Linked DNA regions of Homo sapiens: region 1 is linked to region 2. The links are chromatin contacts, found by Hi-C or POLR2A ChIA-PET in ENCODE. All regions are on one chromosome and are shown on one strand. Each heading gives the region's core, a stretch centred on a gene start or an enhancer-like site at or near the end of the contact. The rest is flanking DNA. Distances are from core to core; before and after follow the strand shown.

Region 1 (5,584 bases), core at 415-2,914, 540 kb after region 2:
TGAGATGCAGTTTTGCTCTTGTCATCTAGGCTGGAGTGTAGTGGCGAGATTGGCTTACTGCAACCTCCACTTCCCAGGTTCAAGTGATTCTCCAGCCTCAGCCTCCCTAGTAGCTGGGATTACAGGCACCCACCACCATGCCCAGCTAATATTTTTTTTTTGTAGTTTTAGTAGAGACGGGGTTTCACCATGTTGGCCAGGCTGGTCTCGAACTCCTGACCTTGTGATCCGCCTGCCTCGGCCTCCCAAAGTGCTAGGATTACAGGCGTGAGCCACCGCGCCCAGCTGCCTTTTTAATTTTTTTTTAGCAGAGACGGGATTTCACCATGTTGGCCAGGCTGGTCTTGAACTCCTGACCTTAAGTGATCTGCCCTCCTCAGCCTCCCAAAGTGCTGGGATTACAGGCATGAGCCACCATGCCCAGCCAACCCCCATGTCAAAGAACCTACTATGTGCCAGGTGCTTCTGCTAATGTCTAGACCTCAACAACTCTAATGTGTAAATGTCACATTTCGCCTCTGATTATGAAATCTGGGCATGTTTCACAGAGCCAAGTTGCCTTTGCTTATATGTCAATGCCACTTGGGTGATTTCCCATAGCAGGACAACCCAGTGTTGTCCATGGCTCACCAATTTCACTTTTTTCCAGTCCATTATGAAGGAAGTGATTAGTGCAAAGCACAACATGTGGCTTCCTTCATTCAGTAAGAGCACCAGAGCCTGTCTGTTCCAAGTCACTGTCGGTATTTGACCCTTCATCACCTTCCCACCTCCTGGAGGACGCTCCTCCACGAAGTGCTGACACAACCTCCTGTAAACGCAGGATGCCAGGACGGGCTGAATGGCCCGCCATAGACTAGGCAGTGACCAGCACACCTCCCTTGGGCTGAAATAGTGGCGGCTATTTCACCAGGTGTAAATGGCTTTTCTCCCGTGTGGATGGATGGGCTTTTTAGGGTAAAGCCCTAAAAAGTGGCACGGGCTGAACCAGCAAGCTCAGTCTGAGTAAGAGATGGGCCGGAGAGAGGTCTGGTTCATTCATCTGTAATTTGTAATTTATCATAATTTTGGGTGAGGATTTACTTTTCCACAAGTATACGTTCTTTTTTTTTTTTTTTTTTTTTTTTTGAGATGGAGTCTCGCTCTGTCACCCAGGTTGGAGGGCAGTGGCAGGATCTCGGCTCACTGCAACCTCCGCCTACTGGGTACAAGTGATTCTCCCACCTCAGCCTCCTGAGTAGCTGGGATTACAGGCGCCCGCCACCACGACCGGCTAATTTTTGTATTTTTAGTAGAGACGGGGGTTTCACCATGTTGGCCAGGCTGGTCTCGAACTCCTGACCTCGTGATCCGTCCACCTCTGCCTCCCAAACTGCTGGGATTACAGGCGTGAGCCACCGCACCTGGCCTAGTATACATTCTTGTAGTGACTAATATCTAGTCTGGGCCAACCACTCCGAGGAGAGAGACAATTTTGGATTAGCCCACATTACACCAACAACGTGCGAGACAAAGAGAGACTTGAGGGGCTTGGTCGAGGAGGCCCAGCGCGTTAGAGGCGGGAGCCAGGTTGTAGAGGGGCTCAAAGTTAGAGGAGGCGGCCAGCTCCACCGGCTGCACCCGGCTGGGCGACCCGGCAACCTTCAGGGGGCGCTGTTTCCCCCATCCCTGTCCCTAACTGGCCGGCTCCCGCGGGCGCGCGGCGGGGAAGGCCAGAGGACCTGGGCGCGGGCGATGTGCCTCCTGAGCGTCCAAACCGGGGGTGAGGCGCGGTCACGCCCAGCGGGAACCGCAGGCGCCGAAGCCCGGGTACTGGGCCCAGAATCCCGCGGAATTTTGGATCCGAGGGAGGCGCTGGGGCGCGGGACCTCGGGCGTGGGGTCCCGGGCGCTGGATCGGCGCGGACGGGAGGCGGCGCTGGTCCCGCGGGCCAGCGGGTCTCGGGAGGGGGCGCCCGATCCCGCGTCTCCGGCGCCGCTTCCCGGGAAGTTTCAAGTTTGAAAGTCCTGGCGGAGGGTCTGCGGCTTCCGGGACCGGAGTGGCTGAGAGAAGGGCCCCAAGCGGCCGGAGCGGCGCCATGGAGGAGGGGGCGCCGCGGCAGGTGAACGGCGTGGGAGGGGCGCGCGGGCCCGGGGGGTGCGAGAAAGCCTCTGTCATCGCCCCGGAGCCCCGAACCGCGGCCGCTTCCCCCGATCCTCCCCTCACCCGCGCCCCTTCCCTGCCCCTGCCCTGGCCCCGGCCCCGCGACGCCCTCGCAGAGCAGACCTGATCTCCGGGTTCGGTGGTTCCTGGACCTTGCACAGTCTCCAAATCAGTCCGCGGCTGACCCGGAGACTGAACCCCAACCAGCCCGTGAGCGAGGACGGCTGAGTCCGCAGTGTGCGCCACCAGGGTGGTCCCCAGAGTGTCCTTAAGTCGGTTCTCCTCGGTGGGGCTCCAAGGCCGACGGGAATTAGCCGGGATAGAAAGGCGGGGCACAGGGGCCTGGGGGGGTTAGAATGTGCGCGCAGCGGGGGGCGCAGTCTGTGCGCGCTTGGCAGTGGCAGGAGTCCTTCCCGGAGCACAGGAGGCACGAGGGGAGCGTAGATGAGAGGGGAGCGGCCTCCCCCGCCCCAGGGCGGGAACCTTTGGGTACATAGCGGGTTCTAGAATGCGGAGGGGGCTGGGTTTCCTGCCAGAGCTGGCAGTAGGTGCGCGTGGGCCCGGAGGACCGAGGCCATGTCTATCTGCTCCTGAGGAGGGAGAGGTGGTGTCCTGTTCCGGAGCGAGTGGTTGGGAGGGGGGCATTTGCGGACAGGAGTGGGTCCCCGCAAAGAGCGGAAAGGAGGTGGTGTGTGTGTCCATGTTGGAGTTCCAACCCAGGGCAGACGGGACCATGGGGGTGTTGCGGGGTGCGTGTAGACTCCTTGAGCGCCCAAGCCAGTCGTTTAGGCCGCCTTCAGGGCTGGGGCTCGGTCTGCCCCCTCCCACCCCCTTCCTCTGGAGGTCCCTCCGCCTGTTCCAGACGTAGCTTGTACACATTTTCCGATTTCCTGCGGGGCTCCGCCCTGCAGCGGCAGCTGGGTGACTCAGGACCCCGGTGGCCGGGCCCCCAGCTCCATGGGACCTTTGTTTGCTCCGGTCTTTGGCTCTGGCCCTGTGGCCTAGGGCGGTCAGAGGATTTCCTGAGCCTCGCCCTTGCCCTCTGACAGCTGGGCCAGCAGGCCCCGCTGAGGTCTGGGGTGGGGGGGTCCCTGAGTCTGGGGTTGCGGCCCCTTCCACTGGGCTCAGGAGAAGATGGAACACAGAGAGGTAAGATGGGGTTCCTGCAACAGCCCGTGTTGCGGGGCATCATGGGTTACCCGGCCTGAGGTCACCTTTGGCACCGGTTGGTTTGAAATGCTGGCGGCTGGAAAGGAGGTGTTCCTGTTCCTGGCTCCAACCTGGGTGAAGCCGTGAGAGAGCCTTCTACTTCCTCCCGGGAGCTGAGCAGGGAGTGGGCACCCGGAGACCTCCCCAGTTCCTCTCTGTGCCTCTGCTTTGCTACCTGTGGCATTGGGACATCAGGGGAACAAGCCCTGGCTCCCAGGCCCCTGGCTGCCTTCTCATGTGGCTTCGTGTGAACCCCTATTCGGCGTAGCTTTTGTGGCTCCTGGACTCTACTTTGGGTCCCAGATGTAGAGAGAGCAGCCTGATTACCCAGGGCTGCCAGGGACAGCTGGGGCCCGAGAGATGGTGGCCCCTCCTCTGTGTCTTGACTGTGGGCAAGTTACTTCACCTCTCTGGGCCTCAGTTTCCTCACTAGAAAATAGGGGTAATAGTACAGGCGTGGTGGCTCACACCTGTAATCCCAGCACTTTGGGAGGCCAAGGCAGGTGGATCACCTGAGGTCAGGATTCAAGACCAGCCTGACGAACATGGAGAAACCCCGTCCCTACTAAAAATACAAAATTAGCCGGGCTTAGTGGCGTGTGCCTGTAATCCCAGCTACTCAGGAGGCTGGGGCAGGAGAATCGCTTGAACCCGGGAGGCAGAGGTTGTGGTGAACCGAGATCGTGCCATGGCACTCCAGCCTGGGCAACAAGAGCAAAACTGTCTCAAAAAAAAAAAAAAGAAAAAGAAAAAGAAAAAAGAAAATGGGGGTAATGACCACCGCTACCGGGTGGGGTGGCTGGGAGGAGTGATGTGGTAATATATGCAAAGCACTTAGAATAGAACCTGGCACCCATTTACCGTGTGAACTGTCCCCCCCGCCACATCCTTCTCTAACGGGCGGAGGACAGGAGCCTGGCCTAGATGAGTGGCCTCGGAGTTTCCATCTGGCTCAGGCCTGAGCTCTAAGGGGAGAGAGGCTTCCAAAACCCTGTGCGAGTCAGTCCTGGGTGCCGTCCCTTCCTTCGCCTCCATCTGCAGTGAGCAAAGGCTGCTGGTGGCCGCTGCACCCCATGGCTGTTCTCCACCCTCTGCTTTCCACCGGCTCTGCAGCCTGGGCCGAGCCAGTGGCCCCCAGAGGATGAGAAGGAGGTGATCCGCCGGGCCATCCAGAAAGAGCTGAAGATCAAGGAGGGGGTGGAGAACCTGCGGCGCGTGGCCACAGACCGCCGCCACTTGGGCCATGTGCAGCAGCTGCTGCGGTCCTCCAACCGCCGCCTGGAGCAGCTGCATGGCGAGCTGCGGGAGCTGCACGCCCGAATCCTGCTGCCCGGCCCTGGGCCTGGCCCAGCTGGTGAGTGAGGAGCTGAGACCCCCTCAGGACAGAAGGCTCTAGGCCCATCTGGCCCCTGGCCTTGGCCCTGGCCACTGTGGCGAGACCACCTCATTTCCTGCCTATAGATCAGTAGGGGAAGGAGGAAAGGCCACAGTGGGGGTCTCGGCTCTGGGTGAGGGACTCCTGTGCTCGATACCCCCGTGCACAGAGCCTGTGGCCTCAGGACCCCGGCCGTGGGCAGAGCAGCTCAGGGCTCGGCACCTAGAGGCTCTCCGGAGGCAGCTGCATGTGGAGCTGAAGGTGAAGCAGGGGGCTGAGAACATGACCCACACGTGCGCCAGTGGCACCCCCAAGGTAAGGCCCCACAGTCTGATGGCAGGAGCACCCTGGCCCCTGGTCTGACAGGGAAATGCACCTCAGCCATTGGGCTCATAAGGAGACACCATTCCAGCCTGCAGCCTGATGGGGAAAATACAGCCCCAAACCCCAGCTGGGTGAGGAAGGCATGGCTGTAGTCTCTAGTGTGACAGAGAAGGCCTTGCCCTGGTCTAATGGGATCCTAGCCCAGCCCCAGTCCCAACTCCCAGCATGATGTCCAGAACTGGGCCTCAGTCCTTGTCTGACAAGAAGACTTGGCTGTGGCCCTGATATGATGACGGAGGCAGGACCTTAGCCTTGATCTAATGGGGGAGGCTTAGCTTAGCCCCTGCCCTGATCTGATGGGGGAGGCTTATCCCCAGCCCTGATCTGATGGGAGAGGCTTAGCTTAGCCCCTGCCCTCATCTAATGGGGGAGGCTTAGCTTAGCCCCTGCCCTGATCTGATGGGGGAAGCATCAACCCTGCTCTGATGGGGGAGGCATGACCACAGCCCTGATCTGATGGGGGAGAGTTAGCCC
Region 2 (5,055 bases), core at 2,074-4,573:
CCTCAGGTAGAACAGTGAGGGTGGCTTCTGGGACAAGAGAGGATTCCACCCCATTGTCATTGTCTGGGATACATGCTTGGGCCTGACCTGGCATTGAGGATGGCCTGCCCACAGGGACAGCCAGTGTGAGACCAGGTCCAGGCTGCTGCAGCCATGATGCCTCCATGCACTACAGCTACTGGAGTCCCAGTAGGTGAGCCCCTCTGCCTAGAACGTGGGCCTGATTCTCAGCTGGACCCCTGGGCAGGATCATAGCTCTGGGTCCAACCCAGGGGTGACACTTGCCGGCTGGGTGACTGTGGGCAAGCCGCCTTCTCCTAGCTGGAAGTAGAATGTGGGATGACAGCAGCTGGGCCGATTGTCATGAAGCCTTTCTTGATGAGCAGTCCATGAAGCACTCTGCCCACGGCCCTCTACCCTCCACTGCAGCACTCACAGGCGGGGGCAGCAAACCTTTCCTTTATTGGAGAATGTGACACACAGTCCTGGGTGGGTTTGAGGTGAGCTTGAACTAAGGGAAGCCTCACCCCTGTCCTGCCCCTGTCCCAGTTAAGGGGCTCTCCCTAAAATGAACTATTCCTACTTCTCTTTATTTTTTAAAAAATTAAATCTAGCCAGGAATGGTGGTTTACACTTGTAATCCCAGCACTCTGGGGGGCCAAGGCGGGTGGATCACCTGAGGTCAGGAGTTCGAGACGAGCCTGGCCAATATGGTGAAACTAAAAATACAAAAATTAGCCGGGCATGGTGGCATACACCTGTAATCCCAGCTACTCGGGAGGCTGAGGCAGGAGAATTGCTTGAACCCGGGAGGCAGAGGTTGCAGTGGGCCAAGGTCGCACCACTGCACTCCAGCCTGGGTGACAGAGTGAGACTCTGTCTCAAAAAAAAAAAAAAATTAAATTTTTATTTAATCTTTTTTTCTCTTTGGCTTCTCAAAGTTCAACTTAAAAAGGTAGCTCCAGGGACCAGGCGCGGTGGCTTATGCCTATAATCCCAGCACTTTGGGAGGCCGAGGTGGGCTGATCACGAGGTCAAGAGATCGAGACCATTCTGACAAACATTGTGAAACCCCGTCTCTACTAAAAATACAAAAATTAGCTGGGCGTGGTGGCGTGTGCCTGTAGTCCCAGCTACTCAGGAGGCTGAGGCAGGAGAATCACTTGAACCCAGGATGTGGAGGTTGCAGTGAGCCAAGATTGCGCCATTGCACTCCAGCCTGGCGACAGGGCAAGACTCCGTCTCAAAAAAAAAAAAAAAAAGAGGTAGGTCCAGGCCGGGCATGGTGGCTCACACCTGTAATCCCAGCATTTTGGGAAGCCAAGGCAGGTGGATCACCTGAAGTCAGGAGTTTGAGACCAGCCAGGGCAACATGGTGAAACCTCGTCTCTACTAAAAATAAAAAAAATTAGCTGGGTGTGGTGGCAGGCACATGTAATCCCAGCTACTCAGGAGGCCGAGGCACAAGAATTGCTTGAACCCGGGAAGGAGAGGTTGCAGTGAGCTGAGATCATGCCACTGCACTCCAGCCTGGGCAACAGAGCAAGACTCTGTCTCAAAACAAACAAACAAACAAAGGTAGGTCTGCTCCAGGCCAAACTTTTTATTTATTTATTTTTTGAGACGGATTTTCGCTCTGTTGTCCAGGCTGGAGTGCAGTGGTGCAGTCTCAGCTCACTGCAACCTCTGCCTCGTGGGTTCAAGTGATTCTCCCACCTCAGCCTCCTGAGCAGCTGGGATTACAGGCACACGCCACCACGCCCGGCTTATTTTTGTATTTTTAGTAGAGACGGGTTTTCACCATGTTGGTCAGGCTGGTCTCAAACTCCTGACCTCGTGATCTGCCCGCCTCGGCCTCCCAAAGTGCTGGGATTACAGGCGTGAGCCACCAGGCCTGGCCTTTTTTTTTCTTTTTTTTGAGACAGGGTCTTGCTCTGTTGCTTAGGCTGGAGTGCAAGGGCACGATCTCTGCTCACTGCAACTTCTGCCTCCCAGTTCAAGTGATTCTCCTGCCTCAGCCTCCTGAGTAGCTGGGACTACAGGCGTGTACCACCACACCTGGCTAATTAAACATTTTATTTTTAATTAATTAATTAATTTTTTTTTTTTTAAAGACAGGGTCTCACTCTGTTGCCCAGGCTGTAGTGCAGTGGTGCAGTCATAGCTCACTATAGCCTCGAACTCCTGGGCCCAAGTGATCCTCCTGCCTTAGCCTCCCAAACAGCTGCAACTAAGGTGCATGCCACCAGGTCTGGCTAATTTTTTTTGTGCTTTCTGTAGAGACGGGGGTGGGGGGGGCTGAGTGGGCGGGGGTGGGAGTAGGGTGTCTCACTATGTTTCCCAGGCTGGTCTCCAACTCCTAGGCTCAAGCAATCCTCCCACCTCGGCCTCCCGTAGCGCTGGGATTACAGGTGGGAGCCACCCCGCCTAGCTAATGTTCCTGTTTCTCTTGTCCAGAGCTGGAGTCCAGCCTGATTCCCACCCACAGGTTGTAACCAATGAGCCCTAAGAGAAGCGCTGAAGACCAGGAAGGCCCAGATCCAGGGGTAGGGGTGTTGGGTCCTCTCCACTGGGGTGCAGGCAGAGAGGCAAAGAGGAAGGAGACCCTTCGTGACTCTCAGCGAGGCTGTGAAGAAGAATATCCGGAAGCCACAAGAGGTATATCCGGAAGCCACAAGAGGTGTGGAAACCCCGTTTCCAAGGCTGGGCCCAGTAGCTCGTGCCTGTAATCCCAGCATTTTGGTAGGCTGAGGCGGGTGGATGGCTCGAGCTCAGGAGTTCGAGAGCAGCCTGGGTAACATGGCGAAACCCCTCCCCCCCCCCCCCCCCCGTCTCCAAAAAATACAATAGCCAGCGTGGTGCAGCCGTCTGTAGTCCCAGCTACTCTGGAGGCTCAGGTGGGAGGATCGCTTCAGGCTGGGAGGCAGAGATCACCCCACTGCATTCCAGCCTGGAAGACAGGGCCAGGCCCTATCTCAAAAAATAACAAGGAAACCCCGTTTTCGATTTCGCCAACGCGGAGGGGCCGAAGCAGCAGATGGGCTTGGACGGTCTCCCGCCGCTCCTCCCGGACCTCCCTACTCCTGGGCTTTTCCAGGGGCAGCCCCGTGGTGGCCCCGCCCAGCGCCCGGGAGAGGGGCGAGGCCGGGGGCGGAATGGGCGGAGTTCGACTGTGAGGGAGGTGGAGGCGGGAGTCCGGTGGTGGGGGTGGAGTCTGGAGGTAGGGCGGGGCCAGAACAGCGGCGGGGGCGGAGTTCCGGCTGGGGGCGGGGCGGGGCGGAGCGGGAGCTGCGGGATTCCGGCTTCAGGGGCGGGGCACCGGCCTCTGGGCGGAGATCTGCTGCCGCGTTCTACCCTTCCGGCCCGTGTTCTATCCGCCGCCTCCACCTTCCATCCGGCGCCGGCTTTCGGCGCGACGGTCGCCGCGTTCCATCGTCGCGCGGCCCTTCGGGCGCCCGAGCCCGCAATGTCGGGCCCCAACGGAGACCTGGGGATGCCGGTGGAGGCGGGAGCGGAAGGCGAGGAGGACGGCTTCGGGGAAGCAGGTGACCCGAGGGGGCTGCTGGAGCAACCTTGCATTTTCAGGGCTGCCCTCCCGGGAAGGGGAATCGAGATGGGGTCTCGGAAGGGAACAAAGAGCCCACCCATTCCGCCCCGAGCGGGTCCGGAGTTGTAGGTGCTGTCTCGGATGCAGGGCGAGCACCCGCGAGCCGGTTCCCAGCCCCGTGAGAGCTGCAGGTCACCAGTCCCGTTTTACAGATGGGGAAACTAAGGCAGCTTCGGGGACACTCGCCCTTGTGGGCCTTGCTCCACCACTTCCTTCAGTCCTGGGGGAGACCGAGGCACCTGAGGGAGGCAGGGTTGAGCTTAGCGGAGGGGCCGGGCCGGGACGTGGAGTTGGGGACGCGGGGGCGTCGCTCTGCCGATTCAGCATCCCCAGCCACCCGGCTTTGCTGGTGTAGCCTCACAGCCTTGCCAAATGTCAGCAGCTTACAGAGCAGCCTTTTGCGTGCTTACGAGTGCAGGGGTGGGGTGTGAAGAGAACCATCGGCTCCCTTCTCACCTTCTTCAGCCTCAGTTTCCCCCTCTATAAAATAGGAATAACGATTAGTGTCTGCTGCACTGGGATGTGTCAGAATTAAATGCAAAAAAAAGGAAAATCCTTAGCAGGTTCTAGCATGCAAGAGTTCAGTAAATGGTTATCGTCATTATTATCTTTGGTATAGTAAAGATTGGCATGTTAACATACACTGAGGATTTAGTAAATGTGGTGTAAGTATGGTGCATGCTCTTTGTTTTGTTTGGCGTAACAGCTTTATTGAGCTATACAACTTACCCATACTGTACAGTTCAGTAGGCTTTTGTGTATTCCCAGGGTTGTACATCCATCACAATAGTTTCAGGTAGCTCTGCATTGGGCAATGCTGTTGGGAGCATCAGGAAGAGCTTCCCAGGAGGTCACATTAAGTGGATGTTGGCAGACAGGACTTAGAACAGTGGGGAGGAGGGTGGTGTCCCAGGCAGAAGCAAAGGCTTGGAACTGGGAAGTACCCTTGACACAGATAAAGCCTGGCCTGGAGGGGTGTGGGGCACCTGCCTCCCCAATTCCTCCTCCTAGCCTGTATCCCAGGACACAGAGTTCGAAATATTGATAATAATGACCATCCACTAAGTACTTGCTGTGGCCAGATCCTGTCTGAGCTTTTTTTTTTTTTTTGAGTCGGAGTCTTGCTCTGTTGCCCAGGCTGGAGTACAGTGGCGTGATCTTGGCTCACTGCAACCTCCGCCTTCTGGGTTCAAGCGATTCTCATGCCTCAGCCTCCCGAGTAGCTGGGACTACAGACGCCTGCCACCACGCCTGGCTAATTTTTATACATCTTTAGTAGAGACAATGTTTCACCACGTCGGCTAGGCTGGTCTCGAACTCCTGACCTCAGGTGATCCACCCGCCTTGGCTTCCCAAAGTACTGGGATTACAGGCGTGAGCCACCACACCGGCCACTGTCTGAACTCTTGATGTGTTTGAATCCTCACAACCTTTTTTATTTTCCCTTT

What was found. A loop is a pair of places that touch in the nucleus more often than their neighbours do. ChIA-PET counts read pairs that join two places held with the same protein, here RNA polymerase II (POLR2A). Pooled maps may share reads with other maps.
Region 1: a pooled map shows a loop between it and region 2 (5-fold over the local background). The contact joins the promoter of PKN3 here to the promoter of BBLN in region 2. A Hi-C loop is called at or near these places in 1 of 168 maps with a recorded cell type or tissue (K562) and 1 of 50 pooled maps. POLR2A ChIA-PET finds 5 or more read pairs at or near these places in 1 of 52 experiments (activated CD4-positive, alpha-beta T cell).

Annotation. Positions count from the first base shown.
Region 1 is chr9:128,700,839-128,706,422 of GRCh38, forward strand. PKN3 (protein kinase N3) reads left to right here and starts at 1,665. Exons shown (of 22, transcript NM_013355.5): 1 at 1,665-2,101; 2 at 4,465-4,705; 3 at 4,896-5,041. The coding sequence starts at 2,078. RefSeq lists a silencer at 1,558-2,127 and an enhancer at 1,942-2,481.
Region 2 is chr9:128,156,942-128,161,996 of GRCh38, forward strand. It overlaps BBLN (bublin coiled coil protein), which reads left to right and starts at 3,324. Exons shown (of 2, transcript NM_024112.4): 1 at 3,324-3,545. The coding sequence starts at 3,467. RefSeq lists silencers at 849-1,044, 3,064-3,273, 3,484-3,573 and enhancers at 2,225-3,178, 3,179-4,132.